Regions from separate parts of the Homo sapiens genome. Here region 2 is linked to region 1. The links are chromatin loops, found by intact Hi-C in ENCODE. Cell type or tissue: endothelial cell of umbilical vein. All regions are shown on one strand. Each heading gives the region's core, and the rest is flanking DNA. Links, peaks and the distances in the headings are about the cores only.

Region 1 (15,409 bases), core at 2,813-10,812:
CCATGTTGCCCAACTCCAGAGATTGGTATAAGAATTTGAAAGGCATTGTCTGATTTCAGAAGCCTTTTCCTGTAAATGCCGGGCGGCATCTCGTACTATCCCCTACTGGTTAGTGTAAAAACAACACTCTTCCCCTAAGAAGGTGCAGAGTCCTCCTTTCGCAGCAGTGAGGAGGTCTAGGCCTCGGTGGTTTTGGAGAGTCACTGCTGCCAAAGAGTCTATTTGGGATTGTAAAGTAAGGATAGATTTTGTTATTTCTTGCAAACTGTCTGAGAGGCAGATATGGGTTGAAGATCCACATAAGTAGAATATGCCTTGGCTGGGTAGATAGACATTTACCCTGGCTTTTAAAGGAATAGGGTACACTGTTTTTTCTTTATTACTTCCATCTGTCACTTTCTCTCTTCGACTTCTTCTTTGTCTCTTCCTCCCTTTTTAACTCTCTCTTTAACTTTCTGTGTCTGTCCCTCTTTCTCTCTGACTCCTTTTCTTTGTCTCTGTTTCTGACTCCCTCTTTGACTTTGTCTCTCTGTCTCTTCCTCTTTCTGTCTCTTTCTCTGACTTTCTCTTTCTCTCTTTCCTTCTCGCTGGTCTTTCCCTACCTCTGCCAGCCACTTATGCTGCTGTTCTCCCCTCTCCTTCCCATTTTGATGGCTTTGGTACTGTAAGACTCCCACCTCTTTGGTTTCCTGCACCGTGGGCAATAACTCCGTAACTTCCCTGTGGCATCCAGTGGGGGTTCCCAGAGGTTAGGAACTCCTATTCTTTCCATAATGCAGCATGGGCATGTAGGATTAGATAAGCATACTTGTTATCTGTATACACATTTATTCTTTTTCCCTTTCCCAGTTCTAAGGCTCGGGAAAGTGCCACTAGTTCTGCTAACTGGGCACTGGTCCCTGGGGGAAGAGGCTTGCTTTCAAGTATGGTTACATCACTAACTATGGCATAACCTGCCCTTCGTATCCCATTCTCCACAAATGAACTTCCATCGGTATATAGGTTAAAGTCAGGATTAGTTAAGGGGACTTCTAAGAGATCATCTTGGGTGGCATAAGTCTGGACTATAATTTGTTGGCAGTCATGCTCGATTGGTTCCCCATCCTCTCGGAGAAAAGTGGCAGGGTTGAGGGCCACGCACGTGCGTATTTGAAGCACCAGTCCCTCAAGGAGTAGTGCCTGGTATCTAAGTAGGCAGTTGTCTGATAGCCATAAACTTCCTTTGGCACCTAGTATGCCATTTACATCATGAGTAGTCCAGACAGTGAGATCCTTTCCTTGTATTATTTTGATAGCCTCTGACACTAAGACGACCACTGCTGCAACTACCCTTAAACAGTGAGGCCAGCCTTTTGCTACTACATCAATTTCCTTACTTAGGTATGCCACTGGTTGTGGGGTTGTCCCACGAGTCTGAGTAGGGACTCCAAGAGCTATCCCGGCTCTCTCTGTGACATATAAAGAGAAGTTCTGTCCTGTGGGAAGGCTTAAAGCTGGAGCTTGTACTAGGGCCTGCTTTAAGGTTTTGAAGGCTGTTTCTGCCTCTGGTTCCCATTCTACTAAATGAGTATTTGCCCTCTGGGTTTCCTTGATTGGAGTATAGAGGGGCCTGGCTATCTCGCTGTATCCGGGGATCCATAGTCAGCAAAAGCCGGTAATTCCAAGGAACCCCCTCAACTGTTTTAATGTCTTAGGGCAAGCATAAGCCAGTATAGGCTGTATTCATTCCTTACTGAGGGCCCTGGTCCCTCTGGCTAAGATTAGGCCTAGATATTTAACCTGCTGTAGGCAAAGCTGGGCCTTCAACCTAGACACCTTGTACCCTTGATTAGCTAGAAAGTTCAAGAGATCTAGAATAGCCTGCTGGCACGAGGCTTCCGAACTGGTAGCCAAAAGTAAATCATCCACATATTGAAGGACCAGAGTGCCTGGACTTGAGAAGTGGCTTAGATCTTAGGCCAGTGCCTGACCAAACAGATGAGGGCTATCCCTAAACCCTTGGGGCAAGACTGTCCACGTAAGTTGGGACATGTGGTCTGTGGGATCCTGGGAGTCAGAGTGCAGGGGAATACAGAAGAAGGCATCCTTGAGGTCCAGAACCGTGAACCATTCTGCTTCCTCTGGTATTTGAGAGAGCAGGGTATAGGGGTTGGGTACAACTGGATATAGTGGAATTACTGCCTCATTAATGAGTCTAAGATTTTGCGCTAGTCTCCACTGACCGTTCGGTTTTTGTACTCCTAGAATTGGGGTGTTGCAGGGACTACTGCATTTCCTCACTAAGCCTTGAGCTTTCAAATGTTTAACAATATTCTGTAATCCTTTATGAGCTTCAGGCCTTAAGGGATATTGCCTTTGATAAGGAAAAGTGGTGGGATCTTTTAACCTGATTTGGACTGGGCAGGCATTTTTTGCCCTTCCAAATTGTCCTTCCAATGCCCAGACTTCAGGGTTGATTCCCTCCTCAAGTAGGGGACAACAAATGGGTAACTTGTTCCCCATATTCATGTAGATAATAGCTCCAGCCTTGGCTAATATATCCCTCCCTAATAAGGGTGTGGGACTTTCGGGCATAACAAGAAAGGCATGTGAAAAGAGCAAAGTCTCCCAATTACAACTGAGAAGGTGGGAGAAATACCTGGTTACAAGCTGTCCCAGGATTCCTTGGATGGTAATGGACCTTGAGGACAGTCGTCCAGGTCAGGAGATTAACACTGAGAAGGCCGCACCAGTGTCCAGGAGGAAGTCAATTTCCTGGCCCTCAATAGTTAAACATACCCGGGGCTCAGTGAGGGTGATGACATGAGCTGGTGTTTGCCCCGGGCACCCTCAGTCCTGTTGATGGATCATCTACTTGGGGCTTCTGACCCAGGGAACCTTTGTCCTCTGGGGCAGTGCACCTTCCAGCGATTGCCTCGGCATAGTGGACATGGACGAGGGGGCAGCTTGTTTCTCATTGGACAATCTTTTTTAAAGTGTCCTAGTAAACCACACTTGATAACAAGTCCTACCAGGTGATTGGCCTGCTCCATTTTCTGTCCTCTCTGAACCACCAAGGTTTGTTTGTCTGAGGGCCATGACTAAGGCTGCAGCCTTTCTCTGATCTTGCTTTTCCTTTTGGGCCTGTTCCTCTTGGTCCCTATTATAGAACCCCGAGGTTGCCAGGTTTAATAATGCCTCTAGATTTTGTTCAGGGCCCAGGGCTTGCTTTTGGAGCTTTCTCCTGATATCTGTGGCTGATTGGGTAATAAACTTATCTTTTAGAATCAATTGACCCTTGAGTGATTCGGGTGACAGGGGAGTATATTTTCTTAAGGCCTCTTGTAGCCACTCGAGGAAAGCAGAAGGATTTTCTTCCTTTCCCTGAGTTATGGTGGATATCATTGAATAATTCATGGGCTTTTTTCTAATTCTCCTTAGTCCTTCTAGAACACAGGTCAACAGATGTTTACGACTCCAGTCCCCATGATCTGAGTCAAGGTCCCAGTGGGGATCCATACTGGGGATGGCTTGCTGACCGTTAGGGAATTTGTCCCTTTCTTCGGCTGTCATTCTATCATTTACTTGACTAAGATACCAGGTATCTCCAAACTCTCGGGCTGCAGCTAAAGCCGCATTCTTTTCATTAAAGGCCAGAGTTTGATCTAACAGTAGCATGACATCTCTCCAAGCGAGGTCAAAGGTTTGCCCTAGACCCTGTAGGACATCTATGTACCTATCAGGATCATCTGAAAACTTCCCCAGGTCTGCCTTGGTCTGTTTTAAATCAGAGAGGGAGAAGGGGACAGGTACGCGGGTTGGGCTAAATTCCCCTCCCCCTACAGCTTGAAGGGGACATAACCGATAGCCTGGGGGTTTTTGTAGTCCTTTGGAGATTTCTTTGCTTATTTCCTTCTGGGCAGGGGAGATTAGAGGAGGATTATCATTAATAGGAAGGGGAGCTATAGGGAGGCTAGGATATGCGGGTAAGCTGAGAGGTCCTCCTGTAGGATGTAAATTACAAGCTTTGCATAGTTGTGTATTCTCCCTCAATGAAAAGAAAGCTTGGACATAAGGTATTTCACTCCATTTGCCTTCCCTCTTACAGGAAAGGTCAAGCTGCAGGATAGTATTGTAACTTGTACTTCCCTCAGGTGGCCATTTTTCCCCATCAGAGAGAGAATATTGGGGCCAAGCCGCAGTGCAGAAAAAAATGAGCTGCCTCTTTTTCAGGGTTTTTGGGTCAAATTGGTCCCAATGGCTTAGGATGCATTTCAAGGGTGAGCCTGTTGATGCCTGAGTGTTTCCCATCTGAAAGACAAAACCAGCCACAATTTTGGCTTATTTTGTTTCTCCCCCTGCCCGAGAACCCACAATGGTCCCTGGACCCTGCTGATCGGAACACTTGTGCTCACCAACGCAGCAGCAGAAACACTAGTTTTCCTCCCAGACCACACGGAGGACCAAGGAAGATCTGATTTAATGGTCCTTACTGATGCATTCTCGAAAACCTGCACCCTTGCCTGTCCTCCTAGACCACAGGGAGGACCGACTGAGAAAAATCGGATTTAGTGGCCCTTACCGACGCATTCTCGAAAACCTGTTAGAGTCCTAAGCATTCTCCTGTTCATATTGGGACTTTACCCCTTTCCTATAAAGATGTTATGCCCCAAAAATGAAGCGGAGGGCCATACCCTGAGGGAGGGAAGGGATCTTCAGGGTTGGAAGAGTGACACCTTTTGTCCTCACTTATATGAATAGGAAGGATACAATTTCTGAGGCTCCCCATATCCTAGCTTCAGGAATAGCTTTTATTAGGCCTGTTAGTCTGAGGAGGGATCCTAAAATTCCAGGTAGTCCCCACTACGATGGGGCTTTGGGCAAAAATTATGTCTTTCTGATTGGTGAGCCTGGGTGCCTAAAGAAGGTAACAAGAGTCCTGGAGTTTATACTAGAAATCATTCTTATAGGAGAAACTAGAAAAGCACCAGAGACAGGTAGCAATTTTTAGAAGTGGGCCTAACCTCAGAGAAGAGAGGCAAAAGGAAGTTTGTCTGGAAGGCATTAGGACCCAGGGGGCAAGGGTCAGGATAGATAGGATAGATGGGTGAGTCTCGCTTGGGCAACATGCCTTTGAGAGTTCCGCTCATGACCGCAGGGTCAACCAACTTGTTGTTGGGACCCCGGAGCTGCATGTCTTTCCTCTCTGTCGACCCTCGGCTCAGCCCAGAAGTACAGGAAAAGTGGAAGCTGGTTCTAGGCAAACGGTCCCAACTCCGAAGAAGAGTCAGGGGTTGTTAGAGAGCCCTTTCCCAGAAAGCCTGACACCCATGTCTTTAGTCCGGCGGCCATGCTAGTCGCTTTTAACTGGCCAACAGGTGCCCGGTATTTAGCCCCCAAATTCTAAGGAAAGACAGGACAGAATAGCAAGTGAAAGGGGTCCGATGGTACTCACTGCTCAGCAATAGGCGATGGTCTCACTGCTCGGCGATTGTCTCACCACTTGGCGATAGGCGAAAGTCCCATCTGGGTTGCCAAAACGTGTCTGGAATTGGCGGGTTCTTGGTCTCACTGACTTCAGGAATGAAGCCGCGGACCCTCGTGGTGAGTGTTACAGCTCTTAAGGTGGCGCACTGGAGTTTGTTCCTTCTGATGTTTGGATGTGTTCGGAGATTTTTCCTTCTGTTGGGTTCGTGGTCTCGCTGGCTCAGGAGTGAAGCTGCAGACCTTCGCGGTGAGTGTTACAGCTCTTAAGGCAGCGCGTCTGGAGTTGTTTTTTCCTCCCAGTGGGCTCATGGTCTCGCTAGCTTCAGGAGTGTAGCTGCAGACCTTCGCGGTGAGTGTTATAGCTCATAAAAGCAATGTGGACCCAAAGAGTAAGCAGTAGCAAGATTTATTGCAAAGAACAAAGCTTCCACAGTGTAGAAGGGGACCCCAGCGGGTTACCACTGCTGGCTCCGGCAGCCTGCTTTTATTCTCTCATCTGGCCCCACCCACATCCTGCTGATTGGTAGAGCCAAGTGGTCTGTTTTGACAGGGCACTGATTGGTGCATTTACAATCCCAGAGCTAGACACAAAGTTTCTCCACCTCCCCACTAGATGGGCTAGATACAGAGTGTCCACACAAAGGTTCTCCAAGTCCCCACCAGAGTAGCTAGATACAGAGTGTGGATTGGTGCATTCACAAACCCTGAGCTAGACACAGGGTGCTGATTGGTGTGTTTACAAACCTTGAGCTAGATACAGAGTGCCGATTGCTGTATTTACAATCCCTGGGCTAGACATAAAGGTTCTCCACGTCCCCACCAGACTTAGGAGCCCAGCTGGCTTCACCCAGTGGATCCCACATCAGGGCTGCAGGTGGAGCTGCCTGCCAGTCCCATGCTGTGCGCCCACACTCCCCAGCCCTTGGGTGGTCGATGGAACTGGGCACCATGGAGCAGGGGGCGGTGCTCATCGGGGAGGCTCCGGACACACCGGGGAGGCTTGGGAGCCCATGGAGGGGGTGGGAGGCTCAGGCATGATGGGCTGCCGGTCCCGAGCCCTGCCCCGTGGGAAGGCAGCTAAGGCCCGGTGAGAAATCGAGCGCAGCGCCAGCGGGCTGGCACTGCTGGGGGACCCAGTACACCCTCCGCAGCCGCTGGCCCAGGTGCTAAGCCCCTCATTGCCCGGGGCTGGCAGGGCCGGCCGGCTGCTCCGAGTGTGGGGCCCGCCAAGCCCACGCCCACCCGGAACTCCAGATGGCCCGCAAGCGCCAGGCGCAGCCCTGGTTCCCACTCGCACCTCTCCCTCCACACCTCCCTGCAAGCTGAGGGAGCCGGCTCCGGCCTTGGCCAGCCCAGAAAGGGGCCCCCACAGTGCAGCGGTGGGCTGAAGTGCTCCTCAAGTGCTGCCAAAGTGGGAGCCCAGGCAGAGGAGGCGTCGAGAGCAAGCGAAGGCTGTGAGGACTGCCAGCACGCTGTTACCTCTCAGTGCAATCGTCTCTTACTATAGCCTCAACCTCCTAGGCTCAAGCAGTCCTCTTACCCATGCCTCTTGAGTATCTGGGACTACAGGCGTATGCCACAATGCTCGGCTAATTTCTTAAGTTTTTGTACAGACAATGGTCTCACTCTGTTGGCCAGGCTGATCTCCAACTTCTGGCGTTGAGTGATCCTCCTGCCTCGGCCTCCTGAGTATCTGGGATTATAGGTGTGAGCCACCGTGCCAAGCCAGTCTGTTTTAACCAGTCCCTGTAGGTGATTCTGATGCCCACTCAATTTGAGAACCCCTGGTTTAAAACATATAGCATACAGCAAGTGCTTAATAGTTCCTTTTTCCTCTATTATCTTTAAATAAAACTAGTAATTCTCTGCATTAAATGACTTGTACACAAAATGAGCTGCTGAGTTCAGCCTGCTTGCTCAGTTTTAGCTAACACCAACTCTGGAGCTAGATAGCCCTTTGAGGATGGATGCCTATAGTCCAAAAACATCATGTCATTCACCTCAAAGATGTCATTTTCCACGAAGCACATTGAAGAGGGGGTGGGCAAATAACACTGTCTATTAGTTTATGGAGGGTTCCTTCATAGGAAGAGACCTAAAGCACTGTTTTCATTTCAGGAAGAAACCAGGTCTTACGAACTCCCAGAGTCAAGCACCTAGTGGGGCCAGAGCTCTGAGCAAATGCTGCCATCCTGTGGGCAGAAGTGAGACACAGTGCATGGCCACCCAGTCTGTCCAATTAGCACTTACCAGGCATCTGGAGCACACCAGGCCCAAAGAGGGGTCCAGGCAGGTATAAAGGCCATACCCCGAGGTGCTCGCTACAGGATAGCGGAGATGAGCTTGCATGCAGATGAGTACGTCCCCAGTGCAGAGGCCAGAGCGGGGAGGTGCTCAATCTCAAGTGCCTGAAAGGACTTTTTTTTTTTTTTTTGTAGAAGCAGAGTCTCACTATATTGCCCAGGCTGGTCTCAAATTCCTGGGCTCAAGTGATCCTCTCACCGTGTCCTCCCAAAATGCTGGGATTACAAGTGTGAGCCACTACGCCCAGCCAAGACTATTTAAATATACAATCTTTTTCCTAAGGGCAGTGGAGCATTTGCAGAGCTATTAATACATTTTTCACAGAACAACAAATATACGGATTTTTTAAATGAGAAACTGAAAATTAAGGGTGATAAAAATGCTATTCAAAGACTCAGTTTCTAATTATAGTCTTCTAATGGAGAAAACATGGAACCAATTCATTTCTCTTGCTGTAACAGACGCTCTGTGAGAGCTCCCATTGAGAAATAGGTGCTGTCATTTATGTCTGTTCATGCTGCATGATTTAAAATTCTGGGAGGATATTTCATTTTAACACAAAATACCATCCTTTGAGCAAATGCAATTAACTTAAATTCTATATATACACCTAATTCGGCCTTTCATATAAGTAAAAAATATTTATTCACCTACCAAAACAAGAAATTGCTTAAAACAATGTTGGAGTGGCAGGGCATGGTGGCTCACACCTATAATCCCCGCACTCTGGGAGGTCGAGGAGGGCGGATCACCTGAGGTCAGGAGTTCCAGACCAGCCTGGCCAACATGGTGAAACCCCATCTCTATTAAAAGTACAAAAATTAGCTGGGCATGGTGGCGAGCATCTGTAATCCCAGCTACTTGGGAGGCTGAGGCAGGAGAATCGCTTGAATCCAGGAGGCAGAGGTTGCAATGAGCTGAGATCTCACCACTGCACTCCAGCCTGAGCAACAAGAGTGAGACTCAGTCTAAAAAAAAGAAAAGAAAAGAAAACAATGATGGAGCATGTCAAAATCATATGGAAGCCAGTTTGCAGGCACACTCAGTGGCCAAATCTAGAACAATTAAGTTATCAAAACAAGTAATCAAGTAGGCCAGACATGGTGGTTCGTGCCTGTAATCCCAGCACTTTAGGAGGCCAAGGTGGGCAGATTGCTTAAGCTCAGGAGTTGGAGACCAGCCTGGGCAACATGGTAAAACCCTGTCTCTACCAAAAATACAAAAAATTAGCCAGGCCTGGTGGCATGTGCCTGTAATCCCAGTTACTTGGGAGGCTGAGGTGGGAGGATCACTTGAACCTGGGAGGCAGAGATTGTGGTGTGCCGAGATGATGCCACTGCACTCCGGCCTGGGCAACAGAGCAAAATAAATAAATAAATAAAATAAAACAAAAATAAGTAATGAAGTAATAACAGATAGCAACCCATTGAATGAATAGGAAATGTGAGTCTAAAGTGATACAAATCAATTAAATAAGTAAATAGAAAGTTTGATGAAGAATAGGTTATTTACGTAGTTTTGGAATACTGCTCTGCAAAAGATTAATTACAAAGGGAGTAAGAGTAACTTTACAGTGAAAAGCCTTGGGAGACACCACCTAAATCAAGTGATCAGAGCAGACGTTATCAATAATGGAACAAATCAGAATCTTGTTCCACCTGATGGAATGTGATGGGGACACAGTACCACTTCTGTGATGCTCCTCTCAGAGATTATAAGCTGAATCTAATCATGGAGAGACAGCTGACAAACTCAAAGTGAGGGACATTTTACAAAATAGCCTGTAATCTTCAAAAGTGTCAAAGTCATGAAAGTTAAGGAAAACCTGAGGAACTGTTCCAGACTGAAAGAAAGTAAAGACACTTAGGACTAAATGCAACATGTGATTCTGCACTGGATTCTTCTACTGTAAAGACCATTATTGGAACAACTGGCAACACTTGAATAGGATCTGAGGGCTATAAGTAGTTACATATCAATATCAAGTTTCTCATGGTGATGGCTGGAGTAGGGTCACATAGGAGAGTGACCTTGTTCGTAGGAATCACACACTAAAGTATTTGGGGGTAAAGGGACATCAGGTTGAGAACTTACTCTCCAGTGATTTTGGTAGTGGAGTTCTTTTTTTTTTTGAGACAGAGTCTCATTCTGTTGCCCAGGCTGGAGTGTGCAGTGGCGTGATCTCAGCCCACTGCAATCTCCACCTCCTGGGTTCAAACAATTCTCCTGCCTCAGCCTCCCAAGTAGCTAGGATTACAGGTGCTAATTTTTGTATTTTTATTTAGTAGAGGCGGGGTTTCACCATGTTGGCCAGGCTGGTCTCGAACTCCTGACCTCAGATGATCCACCCGCCTCTGCCTCCCAAAGTGCTGGGATTACAGGCATGAGCCACCATGCCAGGCCTGTGGTGGATTTCTTCATACAATCCTTGCAACTTTTCTGTAAATTTGTGATTTTAAGATTAACAGTAAAACTATTTTTTAAAAATGAGTATCAGCTCTGGAGTCAGATTATTTGGATTGTAATCCAACCTCTTCCCCTTAGTAGTTACATGATTTTGGGTAAGTTACTTAAGTTCTCTGTGCCTTAATTTTCATATCTGTACAATGCTAGTATAATAATACCTAGCTCATAGGATTATTGTGAGGATTAAATGAGAACAATAAATATTACATATTAATATGTTAACATATAATTTACAACAATAGGAATCATTTAATTTATCATCCAAACTATATACTTTTGAGAGTATAATATGTGTCAGCTGCTCCTTCCCCAAAGAGATCATAGAAGAAACTTGTTTATCAGCAAAGCTAAATGTATTGTTTAATGGGGCAAGGAAGACTACTACCTTGACAGCCTTAGTAGTGTCTCAGGAGGAGATCATGGGTGGGATATTCACATGGGTTAGAGGGTCTGGGTTAAAGTGGGTCTTTCAAGGCAGGGGCCTGGGGCAGGGGGATGACTGCGATTGAGCAAAATTCATGATATTAATATAATAGTTTAGGATTGGTGGATACAGGGAGGCGAGGGTTTTGAAGCCAGCCTTGAGGAGTAAACAGCCCTTTGATAAGCCAGTTGAGTGACCTCCTGCTCTGAGAAGCAGGCTATTAACCTGATGAAGGCCAGCTGAGTTGTCTATATTGCGATAAATTTGCCACTTCATCTTCTTGGGCAAGAATTTCCTGGAATTGAAGACATGTTAACTCCATCTTAGCTCTTAATCCTATTAAACGATGTGGCTAAAGATGGTTTCCATTCTCAGAGGACTGTAACCAGACAATACTTAGGGAAAACAGACATAAGCCAGCATGTATGGTCACCCTACCTACTACCAGGCAGACACCAAAGCCATATAGTATCCGTATTATTATCTCCACCTTGCCAGATAAGGAAATTGAGGCTTGTGGCCATTAGGAAGAGCAACTAATTGAGCTTTGGCAGATCAGCGGAGATTAAAGCCAAGTGTAGTTCTGAATAATTAGCAAGACGTAATTAATCAGGTGACAAAGGGAAGAGGTGAACAGATGGGGTAGAGTGGGGCAGTGTTCTGTGGTGAGTGAATCTGCTGCCAAAGCACAAGGGAGGTGACAGCCTCTGAAGAAAGAGGCTGACAAATTCAGTTTCTCTGAAAGAAATATTTAATAGGAACTTATGAACTGAAGCCATGTCTCAGGTGGCTGCAAGATGGTGGATCCCTGGCCTGGCGTGGTGGCTCATGGCTGTAAATTCCAGCACTTTGGGAGGCCAAGGCGGGCGGATCACCTGAGGTCAGGAGTTTGAGACCAGCCTGCCCAACATAGCGAAACCCTGTCTCTACTGAAAATACAAAAAATTAGCCAGGAGTGGTGGTGGGAGCCTGTAATCCCAGCTACTTGGGAGGTTGAGGCAGGAGAATCGCTTGAACCCGAGAGGCAGAGGTTGCAGTGAGCCAAGATCATGCCACTGCACTCCAGCCTGGGCAACAAGAGCAAAACCCCATCTCAAAAAAAAAAAAAAAAAAGATGGTGGCTCCCCACAGTGGCCCTCCAAAAAGTATCTTTCGCACAGGAAGCTTTTAGGGTAAAGACATGTTGAGCTGGTCACATCTCAGATTTTCCTGCTGAAACTCATGACCACTGGGGAGCTCAGGTAAGCAATTTTTTTTTGAGATGGAGTCTCGCTCTGTTGCCAGGCTGGAGTGCAGTGGTGCAACCTCGGCTCACCGCAACCTCTGCCTCCTGGGTTCAAGCAATTCTCCTGCCTCAGCCTCCAGAGTAGCTGGGACTACAGGCACCCGCCACCATGCCCAGCTAATTTTTGTGTTTTTAGTAGAGACAGGGTTTCACCATGTTGGCCAGGATGGTCTTGATCTCCTGACCTCATGATTCACCCGCCTCAGCCTCCCTAAGTGCTAGGATTACAGCACTTATGCACTGTGAGCCACCGCACCTGGCCCAGGTAAGCTGTGAAGGGTTATCTGTGCTACAGGCATCACTTAAAAACGCTGCTGCAGAACACCTTGGTATGCAGGAGTCAAGCAGCCATCAGAGCAGTTTTGCTTCACGATGGTATTGATACAGGACAGGAGAGCCCCAAAACTGGGGCTTAGCCCTTGAGGGTTCTTGGCTTTACCCAGGAAAGAATTCAAGGATGAGCCCGTGGTGTTAAACAGCAGCTTTTATTGAAGTGGCCACATACAGCAGTAGCACAGGTACTGCTCCTTGCAGAGCAGGGACATCCTATAGGCAGTGGGCTCAAACTAGCAGCTCAGAGGCAGCTCAGCAGTGGCATTTATACCCACTTTTAATTACATGCAAATTAAGGGGTGGTTTATGCACAAATTTCCAAGAAAAGGTAACTTCCAGGTCATTGAGTCATTGCCATGGAAATGGGCAGTAACTTCTAGATGCTGCCATGGCACTGGTAAACTGACATGGCACACTGATGGGTGTGTCTTGTGGGAAGCTGCTTTTGTCCCACCCTGTTTTAGCGTCCTCAATGTGGTCTGGTGTCTGAGCCCCAACTCCCGAGTCAAGTCCCACCTCCTATTTCACTATTGCTCTTGCCATGCAACAGTCTGTTTTCCTACAGGCAGGAAGAAGTGTTTCTAGCAAAAGGAGCAGGGTCCTCCTGGGGAAGTAAAGTACTTCATTCTGGGGAAAGCTGCAGTGGAAGTGGAGAGGGCCCTGAGAAGAGGCCTGGGATCTCTTGCTGTGGAATTTGGGCTCTATTCTAAGGGTGATGCCAAGTCACTGGAGGGTGGTGGACAGGAAGTGACTTGTGCTCAGATGAGCATTTCAAAAGTTAAAGCTGGCTGCAGTGGTGGAACAATGGGTTGGAAAGAACAGTTAGCGGCTGATTCAGTAATTCAAAAAGAAATACACATGAATCTAAAGAAATTAGACTCAGTAATTCAGAAAGAAATAAACCTGACTCAAAATAAATTAGAATGGGAGGTAAGTGGGCTGATGGAAAAAAATGAAGCAGAACCAACAGGACTTTAGCGTTTTGAGTAGAAATAGGGGGCCAAGGAGAGGGAGAAAGGAATTATATTGGGATTGCAGCTGACATGAGAGTGAATCATCCTATCCATGATCATATTTCATCTTTTTTTAAGTTTTTTTTAAATTGTCATTGAATAGTTTTATAATTTTCTTCACAGAGGACTGAGATTTCTTTATTCCTATATATAATGAATATTGATTCGCTATTGTAAATGGTATCTTAAAGCCTTGATTCTCCTTCCCAAGCTGATGGGCTGAAACACAGCTATTAACAAAATGGCCTGTTTTATCTTTGGGCCAAATGCCCAGCCACTTTGGGATTCTAGCACATAATAAAAGAACCATACCATCCAGGGTGGCAGCCAAGTGGCTGAATAGCATATTGAGCTGGTTCCCTGGCTCCTTTCCTCAAAGACAGCAGGACTGCAACTCCAGCCCCTAGTGGATGCCAAAGCTGTAATCCGTGCCCAGGGAAGCACTGATCTCAAACTCCAAGGTGGGTTGTGAAGAAAATGCCAACACCCAGGAAAAAGAGCAGATCACTAAAAGATTTCTGTCCAGGAAGTGGTGTGCTATTTGTTAACATGTAGCTTATCATGAACAGCAGGCAACAAGGAAGGCCTTTGGCTTAAAACAGAGTTCCAAACGCATAAGGGAAGCACATTACCCTTAGATATCTAAAATTGTACATTTGTTGCTCTTGTTGTTTACTTAGAAACTAAGTAAGGAAGCTGCTCTACTGAATTTGCACAGAAGTAACTGAGCCTTATACAAATGGTATTAGGTGTATAAATTCTAAAGAATAAAGGAAATTTTCAGAAACAGTTCAGAATGCTATGTGGGTAATAAGCAACATTTTTATCTCACCCTTTTCCATTTCCAAAGCCCTTTTCTATTTATTTAATCCTCATAACAACCCTATGAAGTGAGCAAGAAAGATATTACTAGACCAGTTTTATAGATGGGGAAACTGAAGCTCAGGTGGTTTCAGGACATGACCCAGGAGGGTCATAAAGATGTCACCCAGGAGAGTCAGGACTCAAAGGCCTGATTTTAGGCCACCAGGCCTTTGGCAACTCCACACTGCCCTTTTAGTTTTGAGTGTCATTTAGAAATCTACTTTCAGCTACTCAAGGTCTCTTGCCAGTTTGAAAATTGGACATAAATATTAACAGGGGGTGGGGGACAAGAAATAAACTGAAAGATAGATTGAAATATACCTACAGTTTTTATGCTAATATAATTCAGTGTTTTACCCATTTATTATGAAGTCATGGAAAAGCATATGACGAAAGGGATTCTCAGGATAGCAAACCGGCCAAGAGATGTGAGCACAAGGGAAGTCTTCCTCTCCTGGCATTTCTGATCACCAATAGCATTCACTGAGCAGGGACTTGGCTGGCCTCCCTAAAGCCATGTACAACTGCTCAGATCGGGGTTGATCTTTAAGAAGTTCATGAAACTGTGAACAGGTCAAACTCTCATTGCGCACATCCTTGATTCTTGAGATGGGAAGACAGTTATATAAAGTGGGCTTCACTTTTATTAAATATGCCATTAGGTAAAATAGGTTCTTCCCTGTGATAACTACATTACTTCTAGTAGAATATAGACTAAATGGTTCTTCCTGGAATAAAAATGCACTGGAGAATATCTGCTGCCAGCAACCAAATTAGCTTAAATCTTTTTCCAAATACTCTAAGAAGAGTTGTGTTTTTTACCTTTGGGACATTAAGAGAAACTGGAAACCAAGTACACAATAACAACTGGCTTTAATCTACTCTGGCTAAATACAAGAGTGATAAGGGAATACTTTGACTGATGCATTAGAACCATTTGCATTAAGTTCAAATCTATGATAGGCAATAGCTATCATTATTTCTCCTGCATTAGGTGTTTTTATTTTTCCTAAAAAGTGGATTTTTCATATAAAAGGACATTTTGCTTACAGCTCAGTCTTCATTATTAATTTCTTCCCTGAATAATTTAAAGAATGGCCCTAAATGTAGGCTTAGGGTTTACTTTTTAAATGATGTTTGTTCTTTTTATTTTTATTTATTTATTTTATTTACTTATGTATTTTTTTTTTTTTTTTGAGACAGACTCTTGCTCTGTCACCCAGGCTGGTGTGCAAAGGTGCGATCTCAGCTCAC
Region 2 (15,409 bases), core at 1-8,000, 91 kb before region 1:
CCTAGGTAAGGGGATGTTGTGTGTGGGGATGGTAGATCAGAGTAGGCAGATCGAAACGGATTCCTCTTTTCCAGTTAGAATGTGGGGGACAGGAGGAGCCACCCCTAGACATACCCCAATACATTCTTTTTCTGGAAAATTTATTGAATCATAAGGTGAAACAATCCTAGAGGCACACAGGCATCCCAGAGCTGACTCTCCCTCAGGAACCCTAAATTCAGAGTCATTAGAACAGTTCCACAGTATTTTAAATTTGGATCCACCCTGTCATTTGAATGAGGCAACCAAAGGGCAACAAAAGTCATTCTTGGAGTTTACTTTTGGGGGGAACTCGTTTGCCAGTTGACCAAAGACTGAATCACAATTAAGATCTTAATAATGAAATGTTGTAAAGAAAGGCAGACATTGGTTCACACAGGCAAACATGAAATCAAGACTAAACTTACGCGTAGTTGCAAAACTCCAAATTCTAATGTCAAAGAAAAAGTAGATTCTGGAAAGAGTGGATGTATGAAATTAAAGCAATAATTCAATAATAATTAGAGGGTTGCAAATCCTCAGATTAAAAATTTGAGAGGAGAAGGCTAGAAGGGATTAGTAAAAGCATGCCAGATGCGTTGTCCTATGTAGAGGAGAATTTTAAAATAAAGCCCTATTACTCAGTTTTAGCAATCAGAGAAATATTTTTTTTAAAACCTAAAGGAACCACAGGCAAAATTTTATGAGTATAACAAGAATAACAGTAGCATCAGCCATATATTGTTTCACTTAATCCATACCATAGTTCTATGAGACTGTATCTGCATTCTGTATATGAGGATGTTGAGACACAGAGAGGTTGAGCGATGTGCCTCAGGCCACAGAGCCAGCAGACTTGAGACTCCAACACCAGCCTGAGAGCCTTTTCCCTACCCTGAAAACATATACCTCCCATGCCACATCAGAGCCCACATAGCTAAGACAGAAAAAATAAAGGAAGCAGGAAGGAAGAATTTCAATACAAAGTATGAAAGAAGATCAGAGAAAAACAAACTTAAAATTTATAACAATCAACATAATTGTGTTTACCTCCTTGTTAAAAGTAAATGTCTCTTAGATGAGATTTAAAAGCAAAATTTAATTGCATGCAATTTACAAAAGAAGTACCTAGAACAGAAGGACCCAAAAATAAATGAAGAGCAAAGATTTATTAGGTAAGTACAAATCAGATGGCAAACGAATAGAAATTCTCATTTTAAACCAAAATGAATTCAAAACAGAAATCATTAAATTGTCCAAAAGAACCATTTAATATGGATAAAAGTGCTATATACAGTAAAACTGTGAATTTTATACAAAAAATGAGATTGATAATCTGAATTTTTAAATGTTTAAATTAATTGAGCACTTTGTAGCCTATAAACAAACATCTTCTTTTTAAGCATCCAGGGAACACTTTAAAAAATTGATCAACTTCTTGGTCACACATTTCAAAACATCAGAAAAGTTGCTCGGGCTGTATTCTCTGACCACAAGCCTATAAAACTCCAATTAAAGGACAACTTTTTGGTGGGACTTTTAAAGCAATCTCCTCAATTACAACAGAGAATTCAAAACTACCGTTAAAGGCTATTAGAAAATTACAACAATGATGACCCTGTACGTAAAAACTCAGGATGTGACCAAAGGTGTACTCAGATGAAAAACATCCTTAAAGTTTTTCAGGCACAATGGTGTGCACTGATAGCCCCAGCTACTTGGGAGGCTGAGGTGGGAGGATCACTTGAGCCTAGGAGTTCGAGCCAGTAGTGGACTATGATTGTGCCTGTGGATAGCCACTGCCTCAGCCTGGGCAACATAGGGAGACCCCATTTTTAATAACAAAAACAGAAAAAAATGAACAGAGAAAATAACTGAATCCATTAGAAGAACAAAACAAACCTCAGGAGGGAAGATTAAGTTTATAACAAAGGCAAAGATAGGAATTAATGAATTTAAAAACCAGAAAAACATAATTTATAAATCCAAAAGATACCAACTTCTAAAATATAAATTTAATTGAGAAAAAAGAAAACACAAAATTAGAAATTTTAATGGAGAATAACTACTGATTCTTAGGATGTTTTAATAAATAAGTGAGAATAGCTTAACTTTTTTTGAAAGAGAAGACCATTGAGGGGGCTTTCTCTACTAGATATTAAAATGTATTATAAAACTGAAAGTAATTAAGTCCCTCTGGCATTACTGAAAAATCAATAATGACAGATCAATGAAACCTAATGGAAAACACTGAAATAAACCCTACTATGTTAGAACCCAATATACGAGAAAGAAAACCAACTGGGAAGCGATAGATTATTCAATAAATGGTAATGGAGAAATTGGAAGCTTGGATGAAAAATCAAATTGGAACCCTAGCTCTCACCAGCCACCAAAATAAATTCCAGGTGGATTAAAAAGTCAGATGTAAAAGAAGAAACCATGAGCAAGCTCCAGAAAACAAAGTGAATATTTAATCAGCCCTGAGAGGAGAAAGAACTGTTAAGCATAAAATCTCAGAAGAAACATGAAGGAAAAAACTGGTGTGTTTGATTACATCATACACACAATTTTAGATTTCAGTCCCTCAAAAAATATGAACTTATTTAAAGAGCAAATGTTATGCTAGAAAAAGTATTTGCAGCAAACATGACAAGAGGTAAATATCCCTATTATACAAAGCAGTCTTAGAAACTAATCAGAAGAACTTATCTCCCCAGTGAAAAAAATAGGCTGAAGATAAGGCCAACTACAAAGGAAGAAATACAAAAAGCCAATAAAATAAAACACACAACACATATTCAGTCCCTCTAATCAAAGAACTGCAAATTATAACTACAAGGAGAATTACTTTTTCCCCTCTGGAGTTGACAAAATTTTAAATAAATATAACTCAGTGCTGGAGAATCTTCTTATTGTTGGCGGTGGGCGGGCATGGGGTTGTCTTACGCTGAGGGCAAGAAGGAAATTAGACCATCTTTCTGGAAAACAATTTAACAATTTGTCACAGGAGCCTTGAGTTTGTAACTTTGATCCAGGAATTCTCTTTCTAGGAAGCTATTTTAATAGAATAATCAATTTACATCAAACCTCTTCTGCATGGTGCAGTTTATAATAGAAAAGAATGAGAAACCAAGTAAACATCTAGGATTTCAATGGCTAAACAAGTATGGCACATCCATATGATGGGTAGTTAGCAAGAATTTTAAAAAATCAAATCAACGTGTTTGTTTTCGTTTTTGTTTGTTTGTTTGTTTGTTTGTTACTTCGTTGTTTGTTTTTGATGCGGAGTCTCATTCTGTCGCCCGGGCTGGAGTGCAGTGGCGCCATCTCGGCTCACTGCAGCCACCACCTCCCGGGTTCAAGCAATTATCTTGCCTCAGCCTCCCGAGTAGCTGAAATTACAGGCACCTGCCACAACGCCTGGCTAAGTTTTTGTATTTTTAGTAGAGACGGAGTTTCTCCATATTGGCCAGGCTGGTCTTGAACTCCTGGCCTCAAGTGATCCACCTGCCTCGGCCTCTCAAAGTGCTGGGATTACAGGCGTGAGCCACCGCGCCCGGCCTAAAAATCAATCTTTTGAAAATTACAGTAAGGTAGGAAAATATTCATGATGTAATATTTGAAAAAGGAGCGTACAAAATAGCATTATGTAGGATATTACCGATTTATAGATAGGTGCAGAAATACCTGGAAAATACATAGAAACATTAAGTTGATTTCTTTGTGTTACATGTAATATTTATTTATTTATGAGATAGAGTCTCGCTCTGTCATCCGGGCTGTAGTGCAGTGGCGCAATCTTGGCTCACTGCAACCTCTGCCTCCTGGGTTCAAACTATTCTCATGCCTCACCCTCCTGAGTAGCTGGGATTACAGGCGTGCGCCACCATGCCCGGCTAATTTTTGTATTTTTAGTAGAGATGGGTTTTCGCCATGTTGGCCTGGCTGGTGGTCTGCAGCTCCTGGTCTCAGGTGATCCGCCCGCCTCAGCTTCCCAAGGTGTACATGTGATTTTCATACATGTAAACATTAAGTTGATTTCTTATGACGTTACATGTGATTTTTTATTACTTTTTATTGTATTTTCAACAATGAGAATGAATATACATATATAAATTTTTAATGGAAAGAGGTAGCATTTGTTTTTACACACTTGACGAAGCCCCTCATCTTCCATAGGAACTCATGTTTTACATCAACGCGGGGTGGAAAGTAAAGCTGAATGGCTCAGTTTTTACACATAATTTTCTCTAACAAGCGCAATGCAAGTTCCGTCTTGAAGGGCTCTCTTCCGACCCGTCGGCCAGTGGCCTTGGTGGACAGGGCCGCGGGGCGCCTTTGCGGGGCCGGAGTGCTTCTTCGCGGGCGCGCGCCTCCCTTGGAGCCCCTCTGCGGCCGGCCGCTTATGGGAGCGCCCGAGCCGGCGTGCGGGCAGGTGGAGCTCCACAGGGGACGTGTGATCGAGGCAGGCGCCACTGGCTCTTCAGTAGCCTCCCGGGCGTCCCCGCGGTGTTGCGGGGTCCGGTGGGGAGAGGCCGCGAGTCCGCGGGTGGTTCCCGCGCGGCCAGGCGGTCGTGGAGAGGCCGGGGCCCGGGAGAGGCCGAGGCTCGCTCCGCCAGGGGGCGCAGGGAGGGCCAGGTGGGCGGTGTCCCCACCTGCAGGGACTCGCTGTGGAGGAGCAGAGCGTTCAGGTTTCCTCTCGCTGTGGCGACAGCCGGAGCGGCTTCAGGGCTGGGCCGGCGGCTCCAGGGCTGCTGCTAGCTCCTGGCTCCTGTCTCGAGTGGGATCCCATTCTGATTTCACCTGCGTGATTCACAGTCTCCAGTCCCACTCCGCGGCCGCTTTCTCGTTCTGTGATCTCGTATTCAGCCGTTCTTTCCTCTTCCTCATTGGCAGTATTTTTGTGCCCTTTGACACTTAAACTGCTCATTCGTGGCTAGTTTTTTTCGTACTTTTATATTAAATAATTATACATGACTTAGCTATTATAAGTAATGGCTGATATCTCTTAGAAAGGAGAATCAAGAAATAGGGAAATTATTAGCCAGCGTGGTGGCGCGCACCTGTAATCCCAGCTACTCGGGAGACTGAGGCAGGAGAATCGCTTGAACCTGAGAGGCGGAGGTTGCAGTGAGCCAAGATCGCACCATTGCACTCCAGCTTGGGAGACAAGAGTGAGACTCCGTCTCAAAAAGAAAGAAAGAAGGAAAAGAAAGAGAGGAGAAAGAAAGTGGGAGAGAGAGAGAAAATAAAATAAAAAAGAAACTGGTAAAGCAAGGAAAATTTCCATAAAATTTGCATTCTGAAGCACTAAGTTTGGGACTGTGGGTGCAAAGTGAAATCCATATTGCATTGAGAAACCATTCCATTTTTTCAGTCAAGTCAATCCCCAAATTATTCCAAATTATTTGCTGCATTACACCAAACCTGGGTTTCCCTTCACTCTCTTCTGCTGGGAAGTCACCAGTGTCTTTTGTCTCCAGGATTTTTGCCTTAGGGAGACCCAGTTAAATGCCAGGGTTCCTTCTTTAACTGGGGAGGACTATCTGACCTTTGTCACTGGAATGAATTCCTTCCCAAGTCTGCCAAAGATGGTACACAGTGACAGTTAGTGCCATGCTGGGTGTGTAGGAGAGAAGTGACTTCCTTTCCTACAGCGGATGCCTAAGGGCATGGGGCTTCATTCTCACCCGCTCCCCCACCCACCTCCTTGGAGGGGCTGAGGTAAGGAAAAGGAAGGGGTTCCTGTAAGTGACGTCAGCCACATCTATTTGTGGGCTGACATTAGTCAAGCAGGAAATCCATATTCTGTCAGCTTTTCCATCCTTCAACTTTGGGGTTGTTTTGTTTGCCCCTCGTGATCCCATTGTGCCCTACATTTCCGGTGCAGACCCCTCCCTCAAAGGACGGGCACCTCAGCTCCACAGGGCCCCTTCTCCATGAGTTTGGTGTCCTAGGCTGGCTCTCAGGAGCGCAGCTCTTCACCCCCCTGTGTTTCCCCTGCCCTCCACTGCCAGCTTGGGGCCCCCGCGCCAGGCTGGGGTAAAGCCCTGCATTCCTGGCTCACATAGCGCAGCTGCTAGAAGGGTTTTTAAAAATGTGATTTTTTTTGGCCGGGCATGGTGGCTCACACCTGTAATCCCAGCACTTTGGGAGGCCAAGGTGGGCAGATCACCTGAGGTCAGGAGTTCCATACCACCCTGGCCAACATGGCGAAACGCTGTCTCTATTAAAAATACAAAAATTAGCCCAGTGTGGTGGTGAGCGCCTGTAATCCCAGCTACTCACGAGGCCGAGGCAAGAGAATCGCTTGAACTCAGGAGGTGGAGGATGCAGTGAGCCGAGATCACACCATTGCACTCCAGCCTGGGCAACAGAGCAAGACTCCATCTCAAAAACAAAAACAAAAACAAAAACAAAAACAAAACGATGTTCTCCTTCCATTTAATACAGACTCCTCTGTTCCCTGAGACTTGGCCCCAGTCCCCCAGAGGCTGAGCTGAGAGGGAATATGGGTGAGACATGCCATATTCCTTGAGTACCCCACCTCGTTCCATTCGGTCTGGATGCCTGCTTGCCCCCCACTGCACAGAGAGTTTAAGGGCAGCCAAAGTCCCCTGGCTGCCTTTGAGTAGTGGCCCTGGAAGCCTGCTGGCCCTAACACACCTGGTCATTTTGTTTTCCCAAAAGGCGCCTGGGAGCCGCCTGGTAACACAGCCCCTGCGGGCCCTCTCAGACAGGGCCAGACATGCTGCAACGGGCCCAGATGGGCTCTGACACTCCCACAATAGAGGGGGCACAGAACTTAGTAAAACTCCTTTTAAATATCTTAAACATGTTTCAGCTGAGCCAAGGGGAAAACACCTAGTACACAGTGGCAATCGCACCAGCACAGGATCCATCCTGTGATCAGGACTGCCTGAACTCAGGGTGGAAAAACTCGGTTTGACCCCTGGTTCTACCATTAACCTTGCACTTGTACTTAACCTGACCAGAGTCATGCAGCCTCTTTTGAACACCCTCTGGGACACTACTTTAAAAGACTATCCAATCCATTTGCAGACAGCTCTGACTTAGAAATCTCTTCCTATTATTGGTTAATATTGGTTAAAACGTGTAGTTTCTGTCTTGGGTCCTAACTCAGTTCTCTGGGTCCGCACGAAAGAAGTTCAAGTACCATAGGCTGGCGGTTAAGCCATTGACCTCTGGGAAGATGTGAGCGTGGAGCCTTGCTTATGCTCTTACTAGCAGGTGACGTTGGGCCAGGAAAGGGGATAATTCACAAAAAGCCCTTAGCACAGTGTAGAACATTTAGCACACGGTGAGTACCCAGTGAAGCAGCCAGGTATTTCTTTTTCTACTGAAGGTCCCTTGAGTATCCAAAGTCAGGTTGAATCTTCTCTGCTCCAACCCAGTGGTCTCCAGTCCCCTCAACCATTGTCACAGGACTTCTGGTCAGACTCCACCCTCTCGCTCACTCTCCTCCCCTGGTCATCAGTGTCCTCATGAAGCGAAGGCCCCAGAACGAACATAGTGCCCCAAGTGTTAGGCATCCTCCCATTTCCTCGGCATTATTTTCCTTTTAATGCAGCCTGAGAGTGGCCCATATTCTTAGGGCAAAGGGCTCCCAGGCATAATGGCCTGGGAATTAGGGAGCGAGACCCAGGGCCCATCTCTGTTTAGATTGGGCACTCTTGACAGTTCCATTCTATAGCCCCATGCTCTATTGTTAACTTTTCTTCAATACAATTGTAAGGGCCTTGTTTAGCCTGAATCCTGCAGGGAGCAACTTGCACCCTTGTTCCACATGGCCACTACCAGATAAGAGCCACAGCTCAGTAAGGCCAGAGGAGTGGTTCAGCCACGTGGGAACCAGCCAGGACTCAAAGAGACAAGAGGCTCCTGTCCTGTTTCCAGCTTTAGCAAGGGAGTTGAGGGCTGGCCTGAAGTCCATTTCTCTCTGCCTTAGTTTTCCTGCTGATAAAAGCAATAGTTAGTTTCTCAGGCTCCCGCAGATTTCTCAACAGATTGTTTGAGCACTGAAGTTGAGATCTCTCCTGCTCTCTGGACACATCTCATACTGATTCCCCCCATACCCTATTTCCTACACAGGTCTGTCCTTTACCTGGACATTCTCCCTCCTCTGCCGTTTCCCTTCATCATGCTTGCTCCCGGAGAATGCAGGCACTCTCACAGGAATGCATCCATGCATCCCAAGTGGAGCATTGAGCCACGCCTCTCTCTGAGCTGCAGTGCTCTCATGAGAGACTTGCTAAATAATAATACTGTTATGTATAGGTGTGGAGCTCTGCTATTCACCAGGCACTGTGCTAGGAATTAAATATATCTTAAAGCATAAAACACACATGATTTTTTCCCTCATGGGCTTACAGTCTACCAGGGAAGACAGGTAACAAGTAAGGAAACAAAAAGTAGATAATTTCAAATCTATGACATATACTGTGAAAGTGGAAAAAAGAAGTTTGCAATGATTCTTTTTTAAAAAAAAATTTATGGCATTGGATTGGGATCCTACTCATCTGGGGCCTGCTTGGAGGTGTCTCTGGGGAGGTGATGCTTCAGCTGAGGTCTGAAGGATGAGAGGAAATGAGCCCTTCACAGACCAAGAGGGTGAGCCTTCTGAGAAGAATGAGAAGACTGCACCAAGGCCCTGAGCTGGCAAGGAGCCGGGGGGAAGGAGTCACTGGAAGGAGAGTAAACAGATGAAGGGGGGTGTGGCAGGGACTGAGCCGCAGAAGGGGGCAGGAGGCTGAAAGTGAAGGGCCCTGAGTGCCATGTTGTGGGGTTGAACCTAAGTGCAGTGGAAAGCCTTTAAAGAGTTTTATCTTTTTATTTACTTGTTGTTTCTTCTTCTTCCTCCTCCTCTTCTTCTTTTTCTTCTTCTTCCTCTTCCTCTTCCTCCTCCTCCTCCTTTTCATCGTCGTCGTCTTCTTCTTCTTTGCCTTTGCCTTCTTGTTCTTCTTGCTCTTCCTCCTCCTCTACCTCCCCAACCCCTCCTCCTCCCCTCCCCATCCTCCACCTCTTCTTCTCTTCTTCTTCTCCTCCTTCTTCTTCCTCCTCTTCCTCCTCCTCATCTTCCTCTTCCTTCTTCTTCCTTCTTCCTTCTTTCCCCCTCCTCCTCCTCCTTCTTCTTCCTCTTCCTCTTCCTCCTCCTCCTCCTTTTCATCATCGTCTTCTTCTTCTTTGCCTTTGGCTTCTTGTTCTTCTTGCTCTTCCTCCTCCTCCACCTCCCCAACCCCTCCTCCTCCTCCCCTCCCCATCCTCCACCTCTTCTTCTTCTCTTCTTCTTCTCCTCCTTCTTCTTCCTCCTCTTCCTCCTCATCTTCCTCTTCCTTCTTCTTCCTTCTTCCTTCTTTCCCCCTCCTCCTCCTTCTTCTTCTTTGCCTTCTTCTTCTTCCTCCTCCTCCTCCCCTCTCTCTCTCCTCCTCCACCTCTCCTCCTCCTTCTTCTTCTTTGCCTTCTTCTTCTCCTTTTCCTTCTTCCTCTTCCTCTTCTTCTTCTCCCTTCTCCTTCTCCCTCTCTCCCTCTTTCTTCCTTCCTTCCTTTCTTCTTTCTTTCTTTTCTTTCTTTCCTTCCTTCCCTCCCTCCCTCCCCCTCCCTCCCTCCCTTCTTTCTTTCTTTCTCTCTCTCTCTTTCTTTCTTTCTTCCTTCCTTCCTTTCCTTTCTTCTTCTTTCTTTCTTTCTTTCTTTCTTCCTTTCTTTCTCCCTTTCTTCCTTCCTTTCTTCCTTTCTTTCTTGTCTCACTTTGTCACCCAGACTGGAATGCAATAGCATGATGACAGCTCACTGCAGGCTTTAACTCCTGGGCTCAAGCAATCTTCCCACTTCAGCCCTCTGAGTAGCTGGGACTACAGGCATAAGCCACCATGCCTGGCTAAATACAAAAATTTTTTGGCGACAGAGTCTCTCTATGTTGCCCAGGCTGGTCTTAAACTCCCAGCCTCAAGCAATACTCCCACTTCAGGTTCCCAAGTATTAGGATTATAGGTGTGAGCCACCATGCCTGGTGCTTTTGAAGGGTTTTAAATAGGAGAGTAATACAATATGGTTGCTTCTAAAAATATTACTTTGGCATCTTTGTGAGTAAATTGGAGGTGGCAAGAAAACTACTAGGAGGACTAAAAAGGCTACTGCAGCAGGCCAGGCAACAGACAAAAGTGACTTAGAAGGGCGGTGGTGGCGGTGTAGAGTTCTTGAATACATCCCTGCACCATGCCAAGTTTTATATACATCTTCTCCTGTACTGATGTCCCACGCATCAAATCTGTGATCAAACTCATCATGTTGCCCCTAAATTCTCTCTCTGCTTCTCTGTTTGTGTCTTCTTTTTCTCAGGAACTTTACCCGTTAGTATTCGTTTTAGGCTGCAAGTGATAGGAAACCCAAAACAACAATAGCTTAAACAAAACAGAAGTTCTGTCTGACGCCAAAGAAGTCCGGAAAGGTGTCTATAGCAGGTATGCTGCTCTATGGCATCATCAGGGACGCAGGCTCCTTCTCCCTTGTTGCCCTGCCATCGTTGGTACGTGGCTTCTTCCTCATACTTCAAGAAAGCTGCTGGAGCTCCAGCCATCCCACCTACCTTTTAGCCATCAGGAAAGAGAAATGGACAAAATAAGGTTGTTTCTTTCTTGTTAAGGACATTTCCTCGAAGTAACACATGTCACTTTCATTTACATCCGTTGGTCATTCACATGGCGGGAAAATGTAGTCTTTATTATTGGTAATCATTGCTCCTTCCTGGGCGCTCTTACTAATGAAGAAGAGGAGACGTGCTGTTGGGCTGCAACCATCTCTCAGGCTCAAATCGTTCCCCATCCTTATGCCACTCCCAGCCCCATTTCCAGCCCTCTATTTAGGCACCAAGCTCTATGGTTCTTATTCTGCGGTGTCGCTTGAAGTCATCTCTTCCTGCTACCTCCCTGACACAGATCCCTGTCATCTTACACCAGTTTACAGAAGTAGCTTTTCTGGCTTCCAGTTACCGTTCCTACTATTACCCCTCAAAAACCTTCAATTGCTCCCTCTAGAAGATTAAGTCCATATTTTTAAATTTAGTGACCAAGGCCCTCCATCATGCAATTCCAGTCAACCCATGATAAAACCGGTTTGGTTCAATTTTAGTAACATCAGCAACAATGGTAATAATGATACTTTGCATTCCTACATGGAAGGTTTTATTGCTCACAGAAGGGACAGCACATGGCCCCTGGAGTCAGAAACGTGCGCTCATAGCCTGGCTTGACAACGGACCAGCTGTGCGATCCTGGGCAAGTCACCTGCCCTCTATTAAATAAGCACCTGCGACTGGCTGGTTCCTGATAAACCCTGAGCCCTTTCCTTTCCTGGGCCTCTTTCTTGGGATCTGTAGATAGGAAGTAAGCCTGGTCTACCTGCTTCCCAGGGGATTAGGAAGTTCAAACAAGAGGAGACCTGAACAGCTGGGGGAAACATAAAACACTGGACATCCTCTTCTGTTTTTCACCACGACCCTATGAAGTGAGCAGGCAGGACGGGGAACCCACGGTCCCTATTTCGTGGATGAGGATGTGGTGGCTCAAGGAGGCTCATGATCTGCCCTGGCCCTGACTTGTAGGGCAGTGGAGGAGGCCTGGGCCCTTGGGACCCCGATCGCCTGTGGCAGGGCTTTTGGGGTATGTGTTCCACTGGGGAGGTGTGTTACAGAGTGAGTCTGTGTTGAGACAAAAGGAGAAAGAACATAAGACGCAAAGTTTTTCTTTCAGCTTGGACTGTGCAGTCATTTTCTAATTTCTTTGAGGTCATGCTGTTTGGTACCTAGGAAAGGAATTGTGATTGGTGTTCTAGAAAAACAGTGATTTTTAGGGGGAAGCCACTGCCTATTAGTAAGTACAGGCAGAAGCGGCTCATTGTCCTTGAATGCCATGATGTCTGTTTTCGAGGGGTGGGGTGGGGTCTGGTGACTGGCTAGACTTTTTTGGAGAAAATGTATAACAAACTTAATAAAGTAAACATCTATGTTGTCAAACTTACTGAGTTAAGTAGATGTGAATATAGTTAACTGAGTAGTAGCTTTAGAATTATTTTGTCAAGTTTAACATGTGAAATTGTTCCCACTTAGTTACCAGTATTCTTAAATTGTCTTGTTTATAATTTAAACTGTGCATTTTATTTAGAGAGTAAATGTGTCTGGAGGCTTTTCATTATTTCAGAAATTAGAGGATAGATTCCTGAGGTGCCCGGCCTGTCCCTGAGGCCACGTGATGCAGAACTGGAGGCAGGTGAGTCTGAGCCGGGTGCTCGGAGCCTAGTCAAGGGTGACCACAGGCCGAGGGAGGAGAAACTTCTGACATGCAGTGTCCTCATAGGAATGCTTTGTGGTGTTATCTCCATTTCCCTGATGGAAAAACTGAGGCCAAGAGCAGTGGGGTAACTCCCCCACCATAGTGTGGAGTTGCTTAATTGCCTCGCCCCCAGCAGGGGGCATGTCTGTGTGATAATGTCTGCTACAGTGCCCAGCCTCTGTAGGAGGCTAGGAATTGTTTTTTAATAAATAAGGAGCACTATCTTCGTTCATGGCCATTCATTCTACACAGGTTCTCCTCTGTGGCCCAGCACTCTGTGAAGTAAGCAGGGCAGGAGCAATTTTCCCATTTTAGAAATTAGGAAATGGAGGCTTTGGGAGGTAAGCGAGCCAGGGTCTCACTGCTGGCCCGGGGCTGCTGCCCGCAGAGTCCTCCACCTGGAGCACTCCCATTCTCCGAGGTTCCCTTGCCAGCTGGGCATGGCTGTCCAGACTGAACATCACTCCTTCCTTCCTTCATCTGCTCAGTGCTTGAAGATCCCAGAGCCCAAGGTCACTTCAGCTAACAAGCTGATGTCCCTATATTTGGGTGAGCTGATGGTGCTAATGGCAGTGTAGATCTTCGTTTTAGAGGATAATTATGTTTTCTGAAAGTCTGTGGAGAATTGTGCCATTGCTTGAGGGATATCTAATAAAAATCACGCACTGGATAAAAGCAGACCAGAGTTCACCTAAGGAATCATCATCGTCATCATTGTCATCATCTTCCTTATCAACAGCCTCATCTCTACTCATGACAGATTTGGCCAAAAAGAAAAAAAATAAAGGAGGCCTTTCGAGGACTTAACACCCGGAGGACTTTCCTCCATGCCTCCTCTCTCTGTCTGTCTTCCTAATTTCAGTGAGTCAGTTTTTCCTCCCCATCTGTTTGCTTTCTGGCACTTTACACAACTGTCTGGGCTCTTTCATTTTGCCTTCTGTGGTTGCTCAACTCCATCATTTCCCTCTCGATGCTTCTCCTTTGTTCCCTGGCAGGCTCCTCTCATCTGCCAGTTTCCAGTCCTATGAAGAGTCAGAGGTGGGTTTTAGTTTTCAGGCAGCATTTTTGTTGCCTGGCAACGTGTAACAAGCATCTTCTGTGGTGGCTGCTTCCCTTAAAACAGAGCCAGGCTGGGGATGCAGTGGACGAAGGAGTCTCTGGGAGCTTCTCTGGGGTCATGGGGAGGAGTCAGGGGAGGGGGACAGACAGACAGGTTGGCTTCCATGGTGACTCTGAGTGTTGCCATTCTTACTCTTTTATAATAGCCTTGGCACTGGCACGCCCTCTCCTGCCCCATTTCAGGCACCCCAGGTGTCCAGTGGTGAAAAGCCTTGGGTTAGGAGCCATCAGAAGTTCTGTGTAACTTGAGAGGCACCTGCTGCAGCTCCCTGAGGCATGGCCAGCCTGGATGAAGGCTGCTAGGTGGTTTCCACTGGTGCTGACTCTTGCTTCATCTTGTCTGCACGGGATGCCACAGGCCTCCTGTCTGGAAAGACACCTGGCTTTTGCCTCTGCAGTCAGCCCAGCTGCTAGTTGTCCCGAGAATGGGAGTGGGAGAGAGAAGGGGGACAGAATGTGATCCAAAAAAACACCTGACTTAGAGCTGGAGGGGGCTTTAGAGCTTCTTTAGCCAAATCCTCATATTGTACACACGAGGAAACCAAAGCCCAAAGAAGGGAAGCAACTTGTCCAGACTCACACCGCGAGTTGGGCGGGTCTGAGCTCCCAGCCAAGGGTCTCTCTCCTGGGACTGGACTCTGCCGAGCTCACACATCTGATGCCCTGTGGCTAGAAAGAGGCAGCATGTGGTGAGAAGTGCACCAGATGCCCAGTTCTCCGCTTTCTGGCCTCCATTTGCTTATCTAAAAAGAATGAGGTGAACTGGGCTAGAGGGAGCCCCAAGACTCAGTGACTCTGATGGTAAAGCTGACACAGCAGGCAGGCCCCTGCTGCCCAGGCCTTCAGCCACGTGTCCAGGGCTGCTCTCACCGCCCCAGGAAAGCTCAGAAGCTGAGGGGGTCCTGGGCCTCTGAGCTGATGCTCCCCAGGAGAATCCCACTGTATGCAGAGACCCCGAGCACAGCCACGACACTTGTCACCATGAGGCTGATTTAGGGCAAGCCTCCTGGGCATCTGTGTCTTCAAAGATGGTCTCTTAAGACCCTTATCAAGGATCAGGGCTGCAGCTGCCCACTCCCCTACCTAACCAGCTCTCCATCTAGTGTGGGAAACGGGTAAGAAAACATTCTCTGAGAATTACAGCTCCTTAGAGCTGGAAGGGGCCCTAATGCACATGGACCCAGCCCCCCACCCTTCCCAGATGAAGAGAGGGAGGCCCAGAGCTGTGAGAGTTGATGCGAAGGGGGTTTTGCTCTATTCCCTTCAGACCCCACAGGTGAGAAGGCATCTCCAGATGGGTCATCTCTTTATCCTGCTCCTTCCTTTCCTTAAGTAAGAATCTCTCAGTTCAAGAGGCAGAGAAAAGGATTGCTGAAGGCAATCTGTCTCTTCATATCTCTTTCATTCTGCTCCTGGGGCCGAGGAAATGGGTGAGGAGGGGTGCAGGAGGCCCTTGGCCTGAGCACCAGGCCTGGAGCCTTCCCTTCCAGCCGCTGCTCTCCAGAGCTTGGGGTGCACCAGCTTCGAGGCTTTAGAAGCTTCTCCAGCAAGAAAGGCCCTTCTGAGGGAAAAGTGTGTGCGACTGGCTGTCTCCATTCCTTTCTCCATATAGTGTTGACCTTCGGAATTAGCTTTATTCCTGACGTGTACCAGAATTTTCAGTTAATCATGTAAACCAAGGCTCAGGTGACTTGGCTGTGGGCAGTTGGGGCCGGACCAGCCCCTGAGAAACTACTCCCATCCCAGACTTCGTGACGCTTCACTTGGCCAGAGCCCACTCCCAGAAAGCAGGGAAATGTGCCTTTCTGCGTAGCCCAGGCCTATGGAAAGAGGCGAGAGGTCAGGGACAGCTGCACTCCCTGGGCAGGCTGCTTGTGGTCCGGGAGCATCCCGTAGTCTCCCCAAGCCCCACGGCCGTGGGGACC

What was found. A loop is a pair of places that touch in the nucleus more often than their neighbours do. Peaks named below come from ENCODE experiments on the same cell type or tissue, not always from the same donor. Only the 100,000 strongest peaks of a DNase experiment are listed, where the experiment ranks them.
Region 2: it touches region 1 in a loop (6-fold over the local background); 44 of 110 quality-filtered maps call a loop at or near these places.

The regions. Positions count from the first base shown.
Region 1 is chr1:154,662,110-154,677,518 of GRCh38, reverse strand. LOC124904428 (a long non-coding RNA gene) reads right to left here and starts at 5,927. Exons shown (of 2, transcript XR_007066636.1): 1 at 5,435-5,927. In endothelial cell of umbilical vein, for the core only: a CTCF peak has its summit at 7,668 (motif pointing left); a DNase peak (open chromatin) is centred at 7,638.
Region 2 is chr1:154,749,831-154,765,239 of GRCh38, reverse strand. All of the region lies in intron 3 of KCNN3 (potassium calcium-activated channel subfamily N member 3), which reads left to right. Among named protein-coding and RNA genes, the nearest start is that of KCNN3, 110 kb to the left of the region's middle. RefSeq lists a silencer at 4,359-4,728 and an enhancer at 15,339-15,409. In endothelial cell of umbilical vein, for the core only: a CTCF peak has its summit at 4,614 (motif pointing right); no DNase peak of the experiment used is centred there; H3K4me3 peaks cover 301 bases; H3K27me3 peaks cover 718 bases.